3 separate regions of the Homo sapiens genome follow, and regions 1 and 3 are each linked to region 2. The links are chromatin contacts, found by Hi-C or POLR2A ChIA-PET in ENCODE. All regions are on one chromosome and are shown on one strand. Each heading gives the region's core, a stretch centred on a gene start or an enhancer-like site at or near the end of the contact. The rest is flanking DNA. Distances are from core to core; before and after follow the strand shown. Region 1 has its middle 30 kb from the start of SNORD129. Region 2 overlaps SFMBT2 (Scm like with four mbt domains 2). Region 3 overlaps SFMBT2 (Scm like with four mbt domains 2).

What was found. A loop is a pair of places that touch in the nucleus more often than their neighbours do. ChIA-PET counts read pairs that join two places held with the same protein, here RNA polymerase II (POLR2A). Pooled maps may share reads with other maps.
Region 1: a map of naive thymus-derived CD4-positive, alpha-beta T cell shows a loop between it and region 2 (2.4-fold over the local background). The contact joins two enhancer-like sites. A Hi-C loop is called at or near these places in 4 of 168 maps with a recorded cell type or tissue (CD8-positive, alpha-beta T cell, HCT116, heart left ventricle and 1 more), 1 of 37 single-sample maps with no recorded cell type and 6 of 50 pooled maps. POLR2A ChIA-PET finds 5 or more read pairs at or near these places in 8 of 52 experiments (A549, CD4-positive, alpha-beta T cell, CD8-positive, alpha-beta T cell and 5 more).
Region 3: a loop to region 2 is called in a pooled map, with 2.5 times the contacts of the local background. The contact joins two enhancer-like sites. A Hi-C loop is called at or near these places in 2 of 168 maps with a recorded cell type or tissue (both naive thymus-derived CD4-positive, alpha-beta T cell) and 9 of 50 pooled maps. POLR2A ChIA-PET finds 5 or more read pairs at or near these places in 2 of 52 experiments (activated CD4-positive, alpha-beta T cell and activated naive CD4-positive, alpha-beta T cell).

The regions. Positions count from the first base shown.
Region 1 is chr10:7,155,513-7,158,585 of GRCh38, forward strand. No RefSeq gene overlaps it. Among named protein-coding and RNA genes, the nearest start is that of SNORD129, 30 kb to the right of the region's middle. Within about 2 kb of position 1,764, at least 2 of the 41 ENCODE cell types and tissues checked have a DNase peak (open chromatin) inside an H3K27ac peak, as active enhancers do.
Region 2 is chr10:7,191,985-7,195,202 of GRCh38, forward strand. All of the region lies in intron 15 of SFMBT2 (Scm like with four mbt domains 2), which reads right to left. Among named protein-coding and RNA genes, the nearest start is that of SNORD129, 6.8 kb to the left of the region's middle. Within about 2 kb of position 1,252, at least 6 of the 41 ENCODE cell types and tissues checked have a DNase peak (open chromatin) inside an H3K27ac peak, as active enhancers do.
Region 3 is chr10:7,231,965-7,235,117 of GRCh38, forward strand. All of the region lies in intron 9 of SFMBT2 (Scm like with four mbt domains 2), which reads right to left. Among named protein-coding and RNA genes, the nearest start is that of SNORD129, 47 kb to the left of the region's middle. Within about 2 kb of position 1,812, at least 2 of the 41 ENCODE cell types and tissues checked have a DNase peak (open chromatin) inside an H3K27ac peak, as active enhancers do.

The DNA of each region.
Region 1 (3,073 bases), core at 514-3,013, 36 kb before region 2:
GTAGAGATGTGGTCTCACTGTAGTCTCAAATGCCTGGGCTCAAGTGATGCTCCTGCCTTGGCCTCCCAAAGTGCTGAGATTACACGGGTGACCCACTGCACTTGAACCACTTTGGATAATACTGGTAGTACCGCCACAAAGAAAATTCTAGAGAGTTTGGGGAAAACAAAACATAAACTTTTAAAAGAAAATAAAGGAGAATATGTCTATGTCCTAGGAATAGATACGTTTTCTTAAACAAGAGAATAAAAGCAAAAACCATAGAGATGTCTTCATTAATATCATTGCCCCTACTATAAGCAGTGGCCAGTTAATCTCCCACACCCATGCCTTCCACCTGCTGTGCACTCAACCAGAAGCAAAAGCTTTAGTGACTATGATGCCAGAGTGTCAGGATTATTATCCCCTACTTACCAAGAGCAAAAGGGTCCCTACTGCTTTCAGAGAGGTGGCAATCTGACTGCAAACTCCTAGCTGAGAAGCTGTTTTATAAGCTTCTTGCACAAATTGTCTTATCTGGGCTTCAAAGATAACAAAGTCTGAGGCAAAGCATATGTGCTAATATTTTATTGTGGAATGAAACATCGAGGCAGCAGGAATAAGGGAAAATAGACATTGAGGCAGGTAGGGCTGGAAAGCAAATACCAGGTGGTACGTTATAGAGTTGACCTCAGCTTAAGGTTTCTCTCTCAAGGTTTCTAGTCAGGCTAAACAAAACTACCATTTTTCAGAATACATCATCCAGGGAAAGGGAAAGGACACTGCTGCTAGCTCCCTCCCATCTCTCACTGATCCAAGCTGGTACCCTGGGACACAAATTCTGCTTTACCTGAGAGTGGTGTCACGCAGCCCTTCTGGTTGACTGTTGGGGAAGCCAAATCCTGCACACCATGGTGTGTACTTCATTTGAATCTAAGTTTGGTGGGTAGGGCCCAAACTCTCAATGACTTAATTGGATTGGGACTGGTGGCTGAAGTTTCTGCCAAGGTGGATGTGAAGGAGACAATGGTAGTGGCAGCCAGGATGTTCCAATGAGCAAGTGCTCAAAGGCCCAGGAGTTGATGGTGCCCAGTGATGCTGGGAATCTGGTTCACTACCTCATGCTAACTCTGCCTAGAATCACACAATGTTTATCTAACATCCAATCCTCCTACCAACCATGTAGGAGTAGCACTATCCACCTCTTACAGAAAAGAAAACTGAGGCTTTGTACAACATACCTTGCACGTAGTAGAATGAGTATTTGAACCTAGTAAAAAGTGCAACGTTTGTACTCTTTCTCCTAGCCAATGTACATCTCCTATTCCAAAAATTCTAAGCAAAAGATGGCAATACCTATGATAAAAGAAATTTTGGGGTTGGTGGGAAGACATGGTGGTAGTGGTCACTGTGTGTTGATCGGACTTCAGAATAACAAAGGAAGAGTTTCCTTTTTACTTATTACTATGATGCACCATTTAGACATATTAGTTATAGAGAACACAAAACAACATACTTTGACACAACAAATGAACTGCATTAAATGGAATGTGTTATAACCCAGGCTTGGGCTGACAACATAAAAACCTCTTGATGAAACTATCCCCAAGTAAACCTTTGCATCCCATCTATTATTTTGATGTTGTATTTTCACCAAACTGATAATATGTCCAGTCTTCACATGGAATCACCCAAGGTCACATTGACATAAACGGCATTTCTTTAAACACAGTCCTTGAAACTCCAGTAAGCATCATGCTCTTTCACAGACTTGAAATAGTCACAGCACAAACCCCAAGACAAAGGGGAAGTAACTTCCAGTGAACTGAGCAAACAGCCTCACTAAAGAGCAGAAGAATTAAAAATAGGTTTTCGGTGGTAACATGAAAAGAAATACAGATTTTCTTTCTTGCCTTGATTCATTCAATTTAGAGGTGCAAAACAGAGTTCAGCTTCCACTCTCTTATATCTTTGGTCTTTCTCTTCTCAAAGATCTTCAGGTGCAAAATTGAAGTACAACCATCCTATTTACTCAGCCATTTCACCCTTTATCTATTTGCTTCCGGTGTATTTTGAGGAAATGAACAATATGTTTCCCATTTTGCCCTCTTAGGCCTCATTTTTCCTATTAAAAAAAGTTTCCCAGCCAGATGTGGTGGCATGCCTGTGGTCCCAGCTACTCAGGAGGCTAAGGTGGGAGGATCACCTAAGCCCAGGCGTTTGAGGCTCCAGAGAGCCGTGATCATGCCACTGTACTCTAGCCTGGGTGACAGTGAGACCCTGTCTCAAAAAAAAAGTTTCCATAATTAAAACAAAAGAAAAATTTCTATATGTAGAATGTGATTGCCATCAGAGCAAAAATAATATTTAAAGAGAAGTAAATGACTGCACCACTGCACTCTGGGGTGACAGAGCGAGAGCCTGTCTCTAAAAAGAAAGCAATAAAGTAAAAAACAAGGTGAAGCAAGATACTTGAAATCATCTGGGATGTATGAAAAAAAGAAATCGTTCAACACTCCTCCACCTCCGTTACCTCAGTGCTTTTTCTCCTCTTCTCCCTCAACTCTGTCCCTAGGAGATGCTTTCCTTCTCCCTTAACCCTGTCCCTAGGAGACGCTACCTGAACCTGTGGTGACAGAGGAAGGGGACAGGTTCTGCCTGCGAGAGATCCGAGAGATGGGGTAGGATGGCAAAGGTCTCTCTTCCTATCCCAACTTCATTGCCTAAAACCTATGTGTGACACTTAAAGAAAAATGATAAATGTAAATGTGGTTATTTAATTATTGCTCTCATAGTAATAAAGCAGTCTTTCTACTAAGGCATCAGGAAATCCCAGAATAACGGAAATGATTGAAAGTGGGAGGGCTAGAGGTAGTTGTGTGAGGATACACGAGAATGTTTTAACAACTAAAAAGAATAAACACAAGTTCCTCGACCAGAAAGTTCCATTCTGGAGCTAGGAGGTGACTCTGAGAGGTCACACAGGACTTTGAGAGCCGTGGTCGTTAACAACCTAGAAATAAGGCTTTAGTGTGTGGCAAAAACAAAACAAAAAATTCAGAACAAAATAACTAATGCAGACGCTAAAGATAAT
Region 2 (3,218 bases), core at 2-2,501:
GAAAGTTCATCAAATTTATCTTGTCTTCTCTATGAGAAAATAATAAAGAAAAGCCTGACATGCAAAAAAAAAAATGTGCACTTTTCCTTTGCCAACCTTCCCTCAGCACCCCAGACCATGTGAGTGTGTTCAAGTTCACACCCACCCGTAAGCCTGGCACATTATTCTTAGTGGGTTAACTAATGTTCAGCATAAATTGAAAACAGCAGCAACAAAAACACAGCACAGTATCTTCAAGAGGCCTGTCTGCATCTGTCTTTGATTCCGAGGACTGACTTCGCTGAGGTCAGCTGGGTAAGACATTCCCTCTGTCCAATATCACATGGAAAAGTCCTCAATACGAGATCGTCATTCCTACTCCCTCAACACCTCCTCCCCTGGGTGTTACCGATAAACTTACGACTGCTTCGAAGAATGAAAGCTCTTCTCCTACCACCAAGTCTATGAACACTGAAGGCTGCTTGGGGCAGCCGACTTTCAGGATTCCGACCAGAAAGCTTTCTAGTTTTTAGGTACATGTTGTTGTGAGTGATAGCCCAGGACAAATGCTCAGAGCTCCACAATGAAGGGGAAATTCAAACAGCACATGACAGACTCCCCAGATGTGAGAACCAGACACCCCAAACAAAAACACGGAGGGAAATCGCTTAATGCATCAGCCACAGGGGCAGAAATCGAAACCGTAAATAACAGCTGAGGCCAAATCCCAAACCGCCAGGTCCCACTGGAAAGATCCCAAACTGCAGGTGACCAGGAGCCAGAGTCACCTGAGCCCTTTGGGGGTCGGAGGTCACATCACTATTTGCAGTGGGGCGTCTCTGACTCAGGGCCGGGGGTCCGGGGCACACCGCATTCTGGTTCAGGGGTGCCGCACTACTTCTTTGATTCTGCTGGTCTACGCCTTCACACCCAGTCTTTGGACCTCAGCTGAGTGCCCTGGTCTCACCAGCATCTCAGCAAACGGGGTGGAGAGTTACACTGGAGCAAAAAAACAAGCCCTGAGAAGCGCCTCATTGCAAAGCATCCTGGGTGCCAGGCTTCCTGGGGCTTTCTCTGAACTCTTAAGCACCAAAAGAAGAAAAAAGAGAGCAGAAAATCAGGCGTTCTATTTCTACCTTTCTATAGAAGGTTACAGCTCATCGATTTCCTTTCTATAAACGTTCCTCTCTTAAGCTCCTGAACCTGGACTGCCAAAAAGCAGCACACAGGACAGGCCAGGTCTGCTGCCGAGCAAACACAAGTGGAGAGCCCCTGCCTGCTCAGCACCCCTGAAGCTCATGCGGAAAACCCACAAAGGGGTGCCCACAGATGGCCCACATGAAAGGCATGTTTCTCTTTTTTTCTGAAAAACAGAAGTTAGATACTGTCACTGACATTTACATACTGATATTTTAAGCCAAATAAATTCTAAGAAAAACCACAAGGCTCCCCAAGTCTCTGAGAGCCACCCTGGGATTTTCTCCAAGGACAATGTCCCCCCACCATGATGTGTGGAGTCCCTGTGAAGGCAGAGGCTCCATCGCCCTACCCAGGTGCGTGTTTTCAGAGTCGTTTCTGCCAGGAGCGCTTGGCTGGTCTGCTCTCACCTTCATCATGGGTCTGTGTCTGCAGCTGAAACAGTCACTCCAGGACCCACGGACAGGAGTAAATAGATTAGATGTTCCGCTCCCCGTTGGCCTCTTGTGCCCAGGCTGGCTCACTGGTTTGCTTTCTCTTTCACACACAGACACTAGCCTGATACACTGTCTATAAAGTGAGGACTACAGGCCTGGTGATTCATGAGATGGTATGTAAGTTACAAGGCAAAAATTTCCTGAACACCTCGTGCAATGCAAAGGAACGCAACAGCCGACAAGACCCTTTTGGTCATAGGAGGCGAGCAATCTCCTGATATGACATAGATCATGGTTTATCTCTCTTTTGGGGACCCTGGTACTCCGGGAGAGGTTGGGGTAGAAGGATTTGGGATAGAAAAAGATGCTCCCAATGGACAATGACCCTACTGAGCATGGACACGTGACTTAGGATAAACAGCATCACCACTGCCTGTGCCTAACAACTCCACCCTCCATGCAACTGGGCATGGGCATCCTGTAAAAGGCCCAGCATGTGAGGGGCGGTCACCAGCTGGGCCTGTGCCTCCACGCCAAGGCCTGCTTCGTTCTGAGTTTGCTTATGGGGTACGTCTGGACCTCAGTGGACCATTGAGTGACTCTGGTTCCAGCTTCTCCCAGGTCCCCTACCTCCCCTCGCTGCACCCCCTCGAATTGAGGCCAGACACGCTCGTGGTCCTGCCAAACCCCACTCAACTCTAACACCCATCAAGTGAGTAGAGCCATGCATTAAAGACCACTTTTGCCAGAAACTTCGTCCTCTCTTATAAAGCGGCCCACTCAGACAGAACCCAGAACTGGACTCTGCAGCCTGCACTGAGCCTTGCCAAAGACCATGTCTGCATCCACACCCCGAGACGTCTATTTCTGGCAGAACAGATCAGGGTGAACCGCTCTCACTGCACATCTCCTACACATAAAGTGTTCAAGTTCCTAATAACACCGATGGCCAGGAAAAGCAATGCACTCTGTCTTTACTTCCATTACCTCGTTCTCTTTAACTAAAATGAAATTTGAAGCTACAGAGGCTCTGGTACTGAAAGAGGAGCATTAGCGTAAATATTAGCTTGGTGGCACTTACATTTTTCTTGCACTCACAGAACTGAAGCACTCACCTACTTTTTTGTTTTGTTTTGTTTTTCTTTCTTCCTGCCACATGCATTTTTCAAACATCAGCAAAAAACTAGTTTTGTCATTAGAAAACTGCTCTGGACTCGGCTTTAAATTTGGCCGCTGGCACTTATCGGAGAATTGATCAGGGATAACCACTTCTGACTTAAACAAATCATTTAGTAAAGTAAAACAGCCAGCCCCTCAAGACAGGCTGAAGCCAAGGTCATCTTGTGTGTTAACAGAGCTGGCAGATAAGGGAAGGTGTCATTTCAACAACGGAACACGTCACGTGAAACAGGCTTGCAGGCAGCTTCGAAGAAGCCCATCAGCTCTCCGTATTTTTGTCAGTTGTTGTGTCCTCATCCTATCACTCACAACAAAAACAGGCAGAAATACAGGCAGACAACATTGCCCTAGTGGAAATCCATTCACAGACTGACAGCTGTGGCAGACGGAAGAAAGTCAATTCTCACTCTAGGGTCCTATTTCCGA
Region 3 (3,153 bases), core at 562-3,061, 41 kb after region 2:
GTACTAAGGCTTAACTGTGGCCAGGAAAACACATTTTAAACCTGGAGGGAGGGAGGAAAACAGCAGAGGGGAGAAGAAAATGAAAGGAAATAAAACCCCTTAGGCAATTAAACTTTGCAGCAAGCTTCCCTGAGAGACTGTTGAACCACAACCATTAGACTTATTTAAGCTTTTATTAGTGTTTATTCTGAATGAAGTTTCAACCCTTACAGGTCCAAAAGGGAAGAGGTTGATGACCCATTTCCCTCGGATACAAACTAATTGACATAAAACAGCTCTATTTGCACACATCATTATTGGCAGTGTAAATGGACAATTCTTTGGAAAAACTATTTGGCATTAAAAAAAAACTCCTACCCTTTGACGCAACCATTTCACTTCTGGGAACTTATCCCATAAAAATGACCCTAAAAACTGAAAAAGGTGTTATACATGAAGACACTTACGGCATTATGACTGGTAACACTGGAGGAAAAAAAATGAAATAACCTTCTGTGCAGTAATAGAAAATGAGATGAGACTTCTCCAAGTCTGTAGAATGCCACACAGGCATGAAACGGCACGTAGTTTTAAAAAATTCATAAAAAATAACTGCTATGGCTTTAGATGAAAAGACTGCTATAAACATATACAGAATTATTAGATTCATATAAAATATGCAAAGATGAAGACCAGAGAAAATGTACAAAAACCTTAATAATAAATATTACAATAATTGTTGGGTGGTGGGACTCTTGGCTACTTTCTTCTTTGACCTCTTTGTATTTTTCCAAGTTTTTAATAATGATCACAAAATTATTTCATTAATAAAAAATTATTTGAAAACACAGAATCTTTGCCCTATTTTAAATGGTAATTAAGGCATTGGTCGATCAATCCAGAGTCCACTCAGCACATGAAATACACCATGACTGCCTCCCCTCAGCCTTCCTCCAGCTTTGCCAGTAGAATCCTGACTTTATCCAGTTCCTGGAGGAAGTGAATCAGGACCATCTTGAGATGCTCATGGTAGCCATATGCCCTTTTCAGGAGGCTTAAGATGGGTAGGAGAAGGGTTTACAGAAAAAAATTCTCTCTCTAACAAAAGAGACATGCAGGAATAAAAACTCCTCTTCTATCCTGGGTGGCTACGAAAAATACATATACAATCTTAATAAAAAATAAAAATAGCAAAGGAATACCATGTTTGCTATCTACCTGGCTGGCAGAATGAAAAACAACACTAAGAATCCACCATTCTAAAGGCTGTTAGGAAGCAGGCGTTTTTATGTGTTTGTGGTGGGAGTGGAACTTTAAAAAACCACTGTAGATGTCAATTTGGTAACGTGTCAAAATCCTCAGGCTCCAGCGACTACTGGGAGTAACAGACACACAGCCTGACACCGATAACACAGTGAGGTAAAAGCAAGGATGGAGGGACACTCAGAGAGTGAGGGAAGAAGGCTCTGAAGATCTCACTACTGCAGAGCAAACAGCTCCATAGAGAGATCTTCCTCACCCCAGAGAATGTTTACTCTATTAAATGTTAGAAGAGCATGTGTAAATAGCAAGCTTATTTAGTTTTCAGTTCCACCTCCCTTGGAAAGGAAAAGTGATACAATCATCTTCAAAGTCAGCAAATACCAGGACCCAGATATGTGCATAAATGTTGATGCAACAGAACCTAAGTTCTAAGAACAGGTTCTCAGTCCTTTCTGAGAAAGTTTCACAACTCACAGAGCAGCACTTCGGGGCATTTTTGCAATGCCTTACTCTTCCAATTGACAGCTGATCTTTCTCCTTTCAAGCCCAAGTTTTTGTTGTTTTTGAGGCAACCAACATTCCTTGAACACCCACTAAAGCCAGGGGCTCTGTGGCAACCCTTCAGGGGATGAATGTCCCATGGCCCTGGCAGGGAGGCAAGATTGCACAGACCTCAGCTGGCAGAACCTGTCCCAGGAGCCAGTCTGTCTATTCCAGAAAACAACTTTCTCAACATTGCCTCCACCTGTTTCACAAAGGAGTTTGTGTACATTGCAGGCTTACAGGCAGGACAGCAAACATCAGCGACTGACTAAAGCATTTGTTCTTGTCGATGCTGTTTGCTAAAAAACTACAACCTCCCTCTTGAAATCTTCTAGCTACCTCCACAGTCTTGGGTGATGTTCAGTTTCAAGCCTTCCTTGATACTGGTCTTTAAAAGTGACACTTTCATTCATTCCCAATTGAATTACTCTGTGTTTTTACGTTCATGGAACAGTGCAGGAAAAAAACAAACAAACAAACAGAAAATAAGGAAGAGAAACAAAGAAGACAATAATATAAGCACTAGCCCTACCGCCTTCCTTATCTTTTAAAACATTATGTTGAGAAGTATTTCATCTTGGTCATGGTATGACACTTAATATACTTCTCTGCTGAGGGAATGTTCTACATGTTATTCTGAATTATAAACACAATGTTACGGGACACAGGTATGTGCCCAGGATGGGGTCTAACATCATATAAATATCAGCTGTCAATGGCAAAAATATCTTACAGATCCTGAAGAATGAAGTGAATTTAAGGATAACATAAAAGGTTCTTCTTAGTTTTCAACAATCAGAAGTATTTTCAGATATTAAAAATGACCTAGAGAGTTTTACTATACCAACTCTTTTCAATCAAAAGTGACCGTTTTGCTCAAGAATGAATCAGAAAGCTAGAAATGAGACTTGCTTCCAAGTCCAGTAGCCGGGCGGGACGATCTGACAGTCTCCCTACAGATATCAGATGAAATATAATTTTGAAAAATTACATAGCCCAAGTCAAAAGAGAAGAAAATCTCCAGACACCAAAAAAAAAGTAAAAAATAAAAAACCAAAACCTGAAAGAGCCCTGAAAGCCAGAGCTGAGCAGTGAGCAGCTCACAGAGGGCAGACAACAGCCTGGTTCAAGGGAGATGAGCAGGAGGACCCGAGGCTACTATCTACAGCTGGCCCCAGGCAGCAGCCCAGTCTATGAAAATAGAACCAGACAAACTAAGCTGACTGGATCAGAGAGGCAGCAGAGATGGGCTACCTACCTGGGGTTCTGAAGAAGAAAAAAGGAGATCATGCACTTCCCCAGGCCAGTGGCACACACGGATGTGGGGTCCAGCTTTCCAATTCCGTGGGACACAGACTGAGAAATTAA